Regions from separate parts of the Homo sapiens genome. Here region 1 is linked to region 2. Evidence: chromatin contacts called from ENCODE Hi-C or POLR2A ChIA-PET data. All regions are on one chromosome and are shown on one strand. Each heading gives the region's core, a stretch centred on a gene start or an enhancer-like site at or near the end of the contact. The rest is flanking DNA. Distances are from core to core; before and after follow the strand shown.

The links. A loop is a pair of places that touch in the nucleus more often than their neighbours do. ChIA-PET counts read pairs that join two places held with the same protein, here RNA polymerase II (POLR2A). Pooled maps may share reads with other maps.
Region 1: a loop to region 2 is called in a pooled map, with 5 times the contacts of the local background. The contact joins the promoter of ADNP-AS1 here to the promoter of ZMYND8 in region 2. A Hi-C loop is called at or near these places in 5 of 50 pooled maps. POLR2A ChIA-PET finds 5 or more read pairs at or near these places in 2 of 52 experiments (HepG2 and activated B cell).

The regions. Positions count from the first base shown.
Region 1 is chr20:50,928,239-50,932,469 of GRCh38, forward strand. It overlaps ADNP-AS1 (ADNP antisense RNA 1), which reads left to right and starts at 2,746. Exons shown (of 3, transcript NR_110009.1): 1 at 2,746-2,816; 2 at 3,137-3,211. ADNP (activity dependent neuroprotector homeobox) reads right to left here and starts at 3,199. Exons shown (of 6, transcript NM_001282531.3): 1 at 2,588-3,199; 2 at 413-587. RefSeq lists silencers at 2,418-2,597, 2,738-2,787, 2,938-3,157, 3,457-3,644, 3,508-3,687 and 2 more and enhancers at 2,028-2,818, 3,238-3,357.
Region 2 is chr20:47,354,835-47,359,169 of GRCh38, forward strand. It overlaps ZMYND8 (zinc finger MYND-type containing 8), which reads right to left and starts at 1,865. Exons shown (of 23, transcript NM_001281775.3): 1 at 1,823-1,865. The coding sequence starts at 1,836. RefSeq lists enhancers at 1,676-1,845, 1,689-2,296, 1,831-2,125, 2,876-3,225, 2,905-3,510 and 5 more and a cis regulatory region at 3,972-4,185.

The DNA.
Region 1 (4,231 bases), core at 1,496-3,995, 3.6 Mb after region 2:
AGTCTTAAAGGTACCCACAAACATCAACCACTGTCAATCTTTGGTAGCAAGAACAAGTTCATGGAAAACCATGTTTTCATCAGACATTTAAGGCTTTTAGAAGCTTAGCAACTCTAGAGATTGGGTTATCAAAGTAATAGTAACTGAATACTTATACTTTATACAAAGGGGTGTAGAATGCAAATGATTACAATATTAGCATCTGTAAAAATTTCTCTTAAAAAAGCTGTAAGTAATTTCTTATGTTAATAAGTGTTCAGAACCCACTACTGCAACCAGCTCTAACCGGTTCCTTGAGGAATGTGGCTAGGCTGAAATTTTGGAAGTGTTGGTTTTGGTGGTGACCAAGGAGAAGGAAGTCTCTGGCTTCCCTGTTGCTGCAGTTCCCACCCTCCAAAATGAATATACCCACCGGTGTGAATTGACAATGTGGTCCAAAGAGCAAGGCAGGAAACGGAGTCCAGATCCTCAAAATGGTAGTACAGGGCATAACCACTAGGCCACCTATCAGTTCAGTACAAAAAGTACAACCCTGCGCATCATGGTGTAAAAGCTGGGGCCTAGGTTTCGCATTGTGCATCTCACACCTATGGAAATAACAAGAGGAGTAAAATCTATGGAAATCAACACACCCTAAGAAGGTGGGTGCTCACAGAAGACTGGTATCAACATTTTTGTAAAGGTGGTTGGCTGCTGAGATAATGAATGGCAATTACAAGTCCAAATTTGGAGGGAAACGAAATTTTTACAATCAACACTTGAGTTCGACAATGAAGAACCCAACATGGGCTTGATGTTTACCAACAAGGCTTTGCAAATCATGACACCCATCTACACACTTAATCCAACATCTCTCAAGAATGATTTTTAACTCTCAAAGAATTGGAAAGATTTGGCCTATGAAGAAGGGAGTTAACCAGCTATGCCCCCAAACCTGTTACTTTGTTTCAAACCTTCTCCTTTACCACCAGACTTAGGAAAGATATGGTGACACATTCAAAACTTGAGGTGGAAGAACTCCAGAGGAAGGGAATCCGAACCAAGGATGTGCCAAGGTGATTCGTCAAGAACAAATATGGACTGGGGGCCAACAGTTTTGAAAAAGTAAAAGGAGAAAACTTCTAAAATGCAGGGTGGGCTCTTTAAAAGAAGTAAAATCACTGCTCTTGACTCACTTAATCCTTCGCCATGTTGCTGTCAGCTCACCAACTAAGAGTGCGAGTGTGTCTTGCTGGGCCCATTTTCCCATGGTCTGTAGAAGGCGCTGTGAAGCACATCCTGTTCTAGCTCGGGGGCCCTTCCCCCCTCTGCAGCCTTACCCAGTGCAGAGAATGCGCCCCCTACTGACTCCAACACTCATCGCCTTTAGCCGACTTGGCTGCGGTGCATTTTGGGTGGGGGCTGGTATTTTCTCCATGGCCATAAACCAGAAGCAACAATGCAGATTTCTAAAGAAACTGTATCAAGCTATCCAAGAGATTTTTTTTTTTTTCATTCTGAAGGTTCAAGATACAGGCACAAGAAGCATCAGGGATGGGAACTGGGTGTGTGGGGATGGACATCATTAACATGACAAACACAGAAACAGTTTGGTTCTTTTTCCCTCCTAAGCCTTTGTCTGTGAAATGGGGTTATGGCAAGAAGTGTCCAGAGTAACTGGTAAATTCAAGAAGATTAAGAAGACTTCGTGTGTGGGGGGTGTGTGTGTGTGGCTAAAAAGGATATCAGACCTAGAGTCTTGGTCTTGGGCAGAAGAGGAAGAGAAGCAATCGCGCCTTTTCCAGCAGACAGGGATCAAGGTTGGGGGGGAGGGGAAGGCAGGCAGGCCTCCCAGAGGAAAGAAGAGGTGAATACGAGTGTGTTCACAAAACTACTCCCCATTCATTACATTAAAAAAAAATCTTTTTGCAGCTCTCTGGATTTCCATTTTCTACCACCTTACTGCAAAGTTGGGGCTCAGAATGTTCGAAAGAGGTGCTGACCAGGCAGCTGAGATTGGGGAAAAGGGATGGTGGTGAACTGTGGTCAGGATAAGAGGAAAGCTGGCAGGTTGGGGAAGAAGGATTGCACAGGGGAGGCAAAGACTCACTCCATGCCATGCATGCTCCCCGCCCCCCCCAACCCCGTCCCCCCTCCCCCAGGTAAGGGTGGGCAGACCTGGCAGAAGGCTGGTTCAAGGCATGGGGGTGTGCGTGGGGGGGCTCCTTTTGGGGGTGGGGGGCGGACGGGATTAGTTCCAGGATGGGAGAAGCTCGGTTCTGGCTGGGGGAGATGCCCTTAGCTGCAAAAGCTCCGGGCGGCCAGGCAGAGTGCTGGCCTCGGTGGGCTCACAGGGCGGAGAAGGGGGTCGGGCTGCAGGAGGAGGCGCCTGGACCTCCGGAGCAGAGTCGGGTAGCGGTCCGTGCCGGGACGGGGGACCCGTCGGCGCCGGGGTGTGCAAAGGAGCGTGTGTGCGGCTGGAGGGCGGCGATGCGAACAACAATGCGCCCGCGCCCGGGGCCAGGCTGCACTGGCGGCCGCGCGGGCCGGGGTCGGGAAGCCAGGCAGGGCAGGGCCGCGGGTCCGCGCGCGGCGGCGCCGGGCTTACCTTGACTCGGCCTCGAGGCGCGCGCGGGGCCGGCGTGCTCGGGGGCCGGACAGCGGCGGCGGCGGCGGGCGGATGGCGGCGGCACGGCGGTGGCGGCAGCGGGGAGGGCGCGCCCGGGGCCTCGTCGCGCTCCGGCTCGGCGGACTCCGGCTCGCGCCGCGGCCGCGGGTGCTGCCGGGGGGCGCGGCGGGCGCAGCAGAGCGGCGGGCGGCGGCGGCGTCGTCGAGCGGTGCAGACAAAGGAGGGGCGGAGGGAGGAGACGGAGGGTGTGGGAGAGGCGGCTTCACCGGCGCGGGCGGCGGCGGCCGCGCTCCTCTCGCTCCTCAGCAGCGGGGACCGAGAGAGGGAGCTGTGTCTGAGAAGACGCCAAAATCCCCCTTAGCGCTGCCTGCGGGAGGGGGAGGGGGCACAAGATGGCGGCGGCCGGGGGGGGGGGGGCGGGAGTTCAGCTCATGGATCCCGGCGGGCGGCGGAGGGGAGACCGGGCCGGCGGAGGCGGCGGCGGCAACGGGCGGGGGAGGGGGCTGATCCCGCGTCTCCCCTCAGCAGACAATACAAGCGCCTCGGACCGAGTCCCCGAACCTGCCCTAGCCAAAATGGCGGCCGAGAAAGAGCGGAAGTGACGTAAGTGCCTCATTAGCATAAGAGGACTCATTGTCCAGCTAAATAGGGGGGGGCAGTGGGGACAGCACCCCTAACCCCCTTTTCCCCAGGGGGGGTTCCTCTTACTCCCACCCCTGCTTGCACCTAACTTTTCCTGAGGGAGGGTGCTCTCAGCACCCCCACCCCCGCTTGAGGGAAATTATATAATCCCCACTGAGGGGGGAGCTCTCGCGAGAACCAGGCGGATTTGCCATTGACCCACTAGGAGGCGCCGCGGATAATGGCCGCAGTGCGCTCCCGGGGCCCGTGTGCTCGGCGGGCGCCTTCCTCTGGCCGCAGCGCCGGCGGCGGAGGCAGAAGCAGCGGGCCGCAGCACGCCCAGCACTCAGTCAGGTGGCCGTGCTGGGGATCCCTGCGCGGGCCCAGCTGGGCCTGGACTACATCTGGCGGGAGGGGTGTGCGGGGCGGCCTGGGGCGGCTCCACGTGCTCAGATGCCCGCGCTTCCACGGCTGAGAAGCGGCGGGAAGGCGCCGGGACACCTGGCCGGTCGCCCCTGACGCCTCCTGCCTTAAATGAGGTGTGAGGGCCTCGTGCTTCACACAGCGACTTGAGATGAGACACAACCCCATGGATGCCTTAGCCCTTCCTGGTGGGGTATTCGGTGCAGAGGGGCCGAGATTTTATTAAGGTCCGCCGTTACCCTGTGACTTGACATTCTTCCCAGTCACAGTGATGGACTCTTCTCTGACCTGAATAAAAAAAAAAATGGGAATCCTAGTGCCTTGAGGCCACCCAACTGGTGAAACTTAAGGATGAGAAGTGATGTTGCCAATAGGGGCATTGGCTCTCTGCAAGATCCTTAAACAACACACTTTGTAGTCCTAGGGACATAGCTTTTGGTGCTCCCACAATCTGGGTAGCATAAGACAGCACATGGTTGCTTTGTAAATTTAGGTCAATCCCAACCAATACATTATCTCCTCAACATTTTTGAACCAACCTTTTAAAGTAGGTTGTTCAAAGTAACATTATGATTTAAA
Region 2 (4,335 bases), core at 615-3,114:
CAGCCTTAAGTGGTCAAGGGAAATGTAAAAAGTGAGAAATCTTATGTGGGGCCAGCATGCATACAGATGTGTGGAGGAGACCTGAAAAAAGGCCAAAATGTGTTGGTCAGTGAGTCCTGAATCAAACCCAGTCTGGTGGTAGATGAGATTTTGCACTATACATAAGTCCTAAAACATGAGCACACTGACACCACCCCCCCAACACACACATACCACCACCACCACCAGCTTCTACACCACCAATGTTTTTAGGGCTCTGCACCTCTAAGAACAAGCAGTTTCATGACATTTCACAAGCACATCACCTACTCACAGTTTGAATATCCAAACAAACCCCATTAAAGGTCTAGAGTCAAGTCACAATGAACTGAACATTTCTCCCCTGACTCAGGGTAAACAGGAAGTATAATCTTCAATCCTAGCTGCAGGTTATCAGGAAAAACAGTGGATTCAAACAGTCACCTAAAATCAAGACACTCTTTAAAAAGCCCTTATTTTGTTCCTGCTAATGAAGCCCCCAACTCCTGTAGCCAAGACCCACTATTACAAACAGACCCCAAATGTTCGCAAAACTCTTCAAACATGGTCACAGAGGAAATGGATTGCTTTACTTACCCAACAAATGTTCAAGCAACCGTCTCATTTTTCCACAGTTAGGAAGAGAGAACAGGCTGGCAGATTTGGGACTTGATCAAAAAGGAAATTTTTTTAAACAGTTACATGGTATTATTAAAAACACACACAACAACAACAACACAACCCAACAACTGAATATGGAATGCTGTCATGAGCCACAGACATGATTTTATTTCCTCTACACTCCATGACACAGGAGAAGAGAGGAGGATACAATGTATAAAAGGGACAGGAAAATGAAAACAAGGATAAAAGGTAACATTAGTTCCTTGAAAATCATGCAAGAGTAGAAAGCTAAGGGATTCAGAATCCTTGCAGATTTTTTTTTTTTTTTTTTTTTGCAGGATGTTGTCCAAGATCTCTCCCCCCACCCCCCAGTCCCCATCCCTACTCCAAAAAACTTCCTCCAAAGCCTAGAAAACACTTTCAGAAACATTTGCTGGCTGTAGGCTGGCTTGCAGAACACTCTGTAGCAACCTAAGTCAGGAAAACAGGCTGAACAATGTAGTTTCAAGTGCAGAAGCTCTGTAGAATAAGAGAAGACCGTGTACAGACACCACCACCCACCTAGGCCCCAGGAGCTAGACTCTCCTTAGCACTGCTCTGCTGAGGGCACAATTCTTTTGCAAACACGCTCCTCTCTTGTCAAAACTTATCCAGCCTTCCCAGAACCTCTTTGGAGAGGCAAACTTGCCTGCTCTGCTGTCTGCCATGAGCTCTCCTTGGAGAGGAGCCTGTTTGCTTACCTTCCATTTTCTTCCCCCAGCAGGGCATGTGGCAAAAGAGAAGACAATAGTGCAGGGGTGGGAGGGGGGGAACTGCTCAGAGAGAGAGAGAGGGGAAGAGAGAGGGAAGAGGGAAAGAAAAAAAAAAAAAGAAGGAAAAAAAAAAGCTTCTTTTTTGGCATACCAGGATCTAGCTTCAAACTCTTCCAGAAACACCATGCCCTGGTGGAAGGAAAGGTGTGCCAGGCCCTTGCCAGTTTGCAAAATCAAGCTATGGCTAATGGCTACTGAGCCATGTGACCCAAGAAAGCAAAAAAATTCTCTCTAAACAGTTCCAAGTTAACATAAGTGCTCTGGGGGTGAGTGTGGCACGGCCAGCCACAGAGAAATCACACTGCTCGCCCACAATTCGGATGTCTCAGAGGGAGGGGGAAAAAAGATGGTTAAAAAGTCGAGCTTACCTCTGTGGATGCATTGTTAACACTGTGTAATGTCAATACTTATAAAACATGGAGGACAGGCTCCTAGTTCTCACAGAAAAAGGGTTTGGCACTTCGGCTGATGATCTGGCCGCCTAATAAAAGCTCATCCCCGATTGGCTGCCCCGGCAAATCGGAGTGTAAAGCCGCCCCGGATTGGCTGAAACACTTCCTGAGCGATTATCTTTGTGAGGCTCGGGTGAGCAAGAGCCATCCTGTGCATAGAAAAAGACAGGCTAAGCTAGGCCTTTTGCAGCAAGAAAAACTTGGGAAAGGGGCCCCCACACGCACTTCTCCTGCACCCTGGCTAGATTTCCCGGCACGGGCCAGCCAGGGCAGCCAGCCTGACCTGCTCCAGGAAAGCCTGAGGCCCGGAGGTCCCTGGGAAGGGAGTTTCTTGGAGTGGGCTGGAACGGCTCACCCTCACCTGCCCCCAGAGAAACGGCCCTTGTCCAGGGAGGAAGGCCAGCCTTTTTCTAGAACAGTCCAGCAGGGTGGCTCTCCAAGGGGAAGGGGAAGCTGGGGAGTGGGGAGTCCCGGGGAAACAGCCAAGGGGCCAGAAAAAGGGGCTTGAGGCAGGCCTCTGAGAAGCTGGGGGAAGCAGGCAGCCCGGGGGAGCCCCGAAAAATCAGCAGAGAGCAGCCCTGGCTTCTCAGAGGAGCGAGGAGTAGCTGCTGAGGGGAGGAGGGGAGCAGAGTGGTCAAGTTTGCATAGTCATTGTCCCCATGCCTCCTTGCAAGGCAGGCCAGGGAGCCGTGGGCCTCTCGCGCCCTGCTTAGCCAGTCCTGCAGGCAAAATCAACGTGGGTTCCTGTCGCCCTGCCACGATGCCAAGGGGGACCCCTCTCGGTCCTTACCCTAAGAAAAACCCAAAGCCCTCCTCGCAGGCCACATGCCTGGATCTACAAACTTCCCTTCCCTCCCGGCCCCTCCCCCGCGGCCGAGACCTGCTAAACCTGTCAGTTAAACACAAATCTGACTTCCGTATTAGCCTGCGATGCCTTCGGCTTCCTGCCTGTTAACCCTCTCTCGGACTCGGGGCCTGGCTGGGAAAAACTAGGCCTTGAGATCGCAGCGAAGGCCTGTGGAAAAATACCAGCTGCAGCTCTCCCGGCAGATGCAGAAAGAGAGAGAGAGAGCCGCTGTCTCTCAGCCTTTGCTTCCCAGGGAGGCGTGTACCTTGTGAATCCAGGGCACAGGCAGTGCCTCTCGGGCTGAGAAGCCATTTCAATCCAGAGGGAGACAGAAAGATGGCACGCTCAGCCCGGAAACAAGAGCCCCCATTATGCGTCAGGCCTACCCCCGTAGGTCAGCCCTTCCTGCCACAATCATCCCTGTATGTGTGTGCCTGGGGGAGTTGGGCCCTCCTCGGTGGGCAGACAAATCCCCTGGGCTTCCTAAGGATTCTTGCTTCCATTTATTTGCACAGAGAACGGCTTCTTTTCGTCCCCCAAGGCAGATGGAGCAGCGATTTCACACACAGCCCTCCATTTGGCAGCCCCCCCACCCCCCCATCTCTGGCACCGCTCCCCAGTAAAATATTAACTGGTTGTTCAGAGCTGCTTACAATTCTACCCACTTCAATTGCGTTAGGAGGTCTTTGCTGGTCTCCTCCCTAAAGCTGCCTTCGCAGTTGGTCTGTACCCAGAGATAGAAAAGGACCGTAAAATGTCCCCAGCTTTCTCGCTCTCTTTCCTTCTTCGGCATTTTAAATGACAAGGTGCTTAATTAACAGGATTTTTTAAAACAGCAACCTGGAACCACAGAAGCTAAATAAACACCATTCTTTAGAGGCTGGAGAAAGCGTCCAGAGTTAACGCAGCCATATGCCAGGAGGCATAACTCCGGAGCAATAAAGTCTCCCCTCTCCTCCTAAAATTAGGACTTGTGGGCTTTCTTGTCCCACACGGTTCCCACAAAGAAAACGAAGAGCTGATGGCTTGCTTTCCCTGCCCCCCCCCAACCCCCACATGGACAACAGATGCCCACTGCTTGTACATAAATTCTTCCTGGCCGGGAATCTCATATCAAACAGGCTCAGGAACGAGCTGGGAATCGAAACTCACTGTACGGCAGGGCAGGACCCAGGCTTTATAAAAACGGACAGGATGTTGCTGTTGTTACTGTTTTAGGCTGCTGAGGCCAAGCTGCAGGGAGGGACAGCTCCATGGCCACCCAACCTGACAAAGCTCCAGGGCTCAGGACAGCAGGCCTGGGCCTCACCAAAAGGGAGGGGCCTGCTCTTCCTGGAGGTAGAAAGCTGCATGGGGAGACTAAATGGGAGGAGGCGAGAGGTGGAGGCCACAGTGAAGCAGTGCGTGCTCACCCTCCTAGCTGTGTGGGCAGCGGCCCTCCACCGCCATCCCATATGGAATGCTGTTTGTTTCTGCGGGTGCTGCTTTGAGGGGAACAAACAGGACTGTGGGGTTGGTGGCAGATCTCCCATGCAGCTAAGTCCACGAACCAATGAGGAAATAAAATATGCCGCTGGTGTGC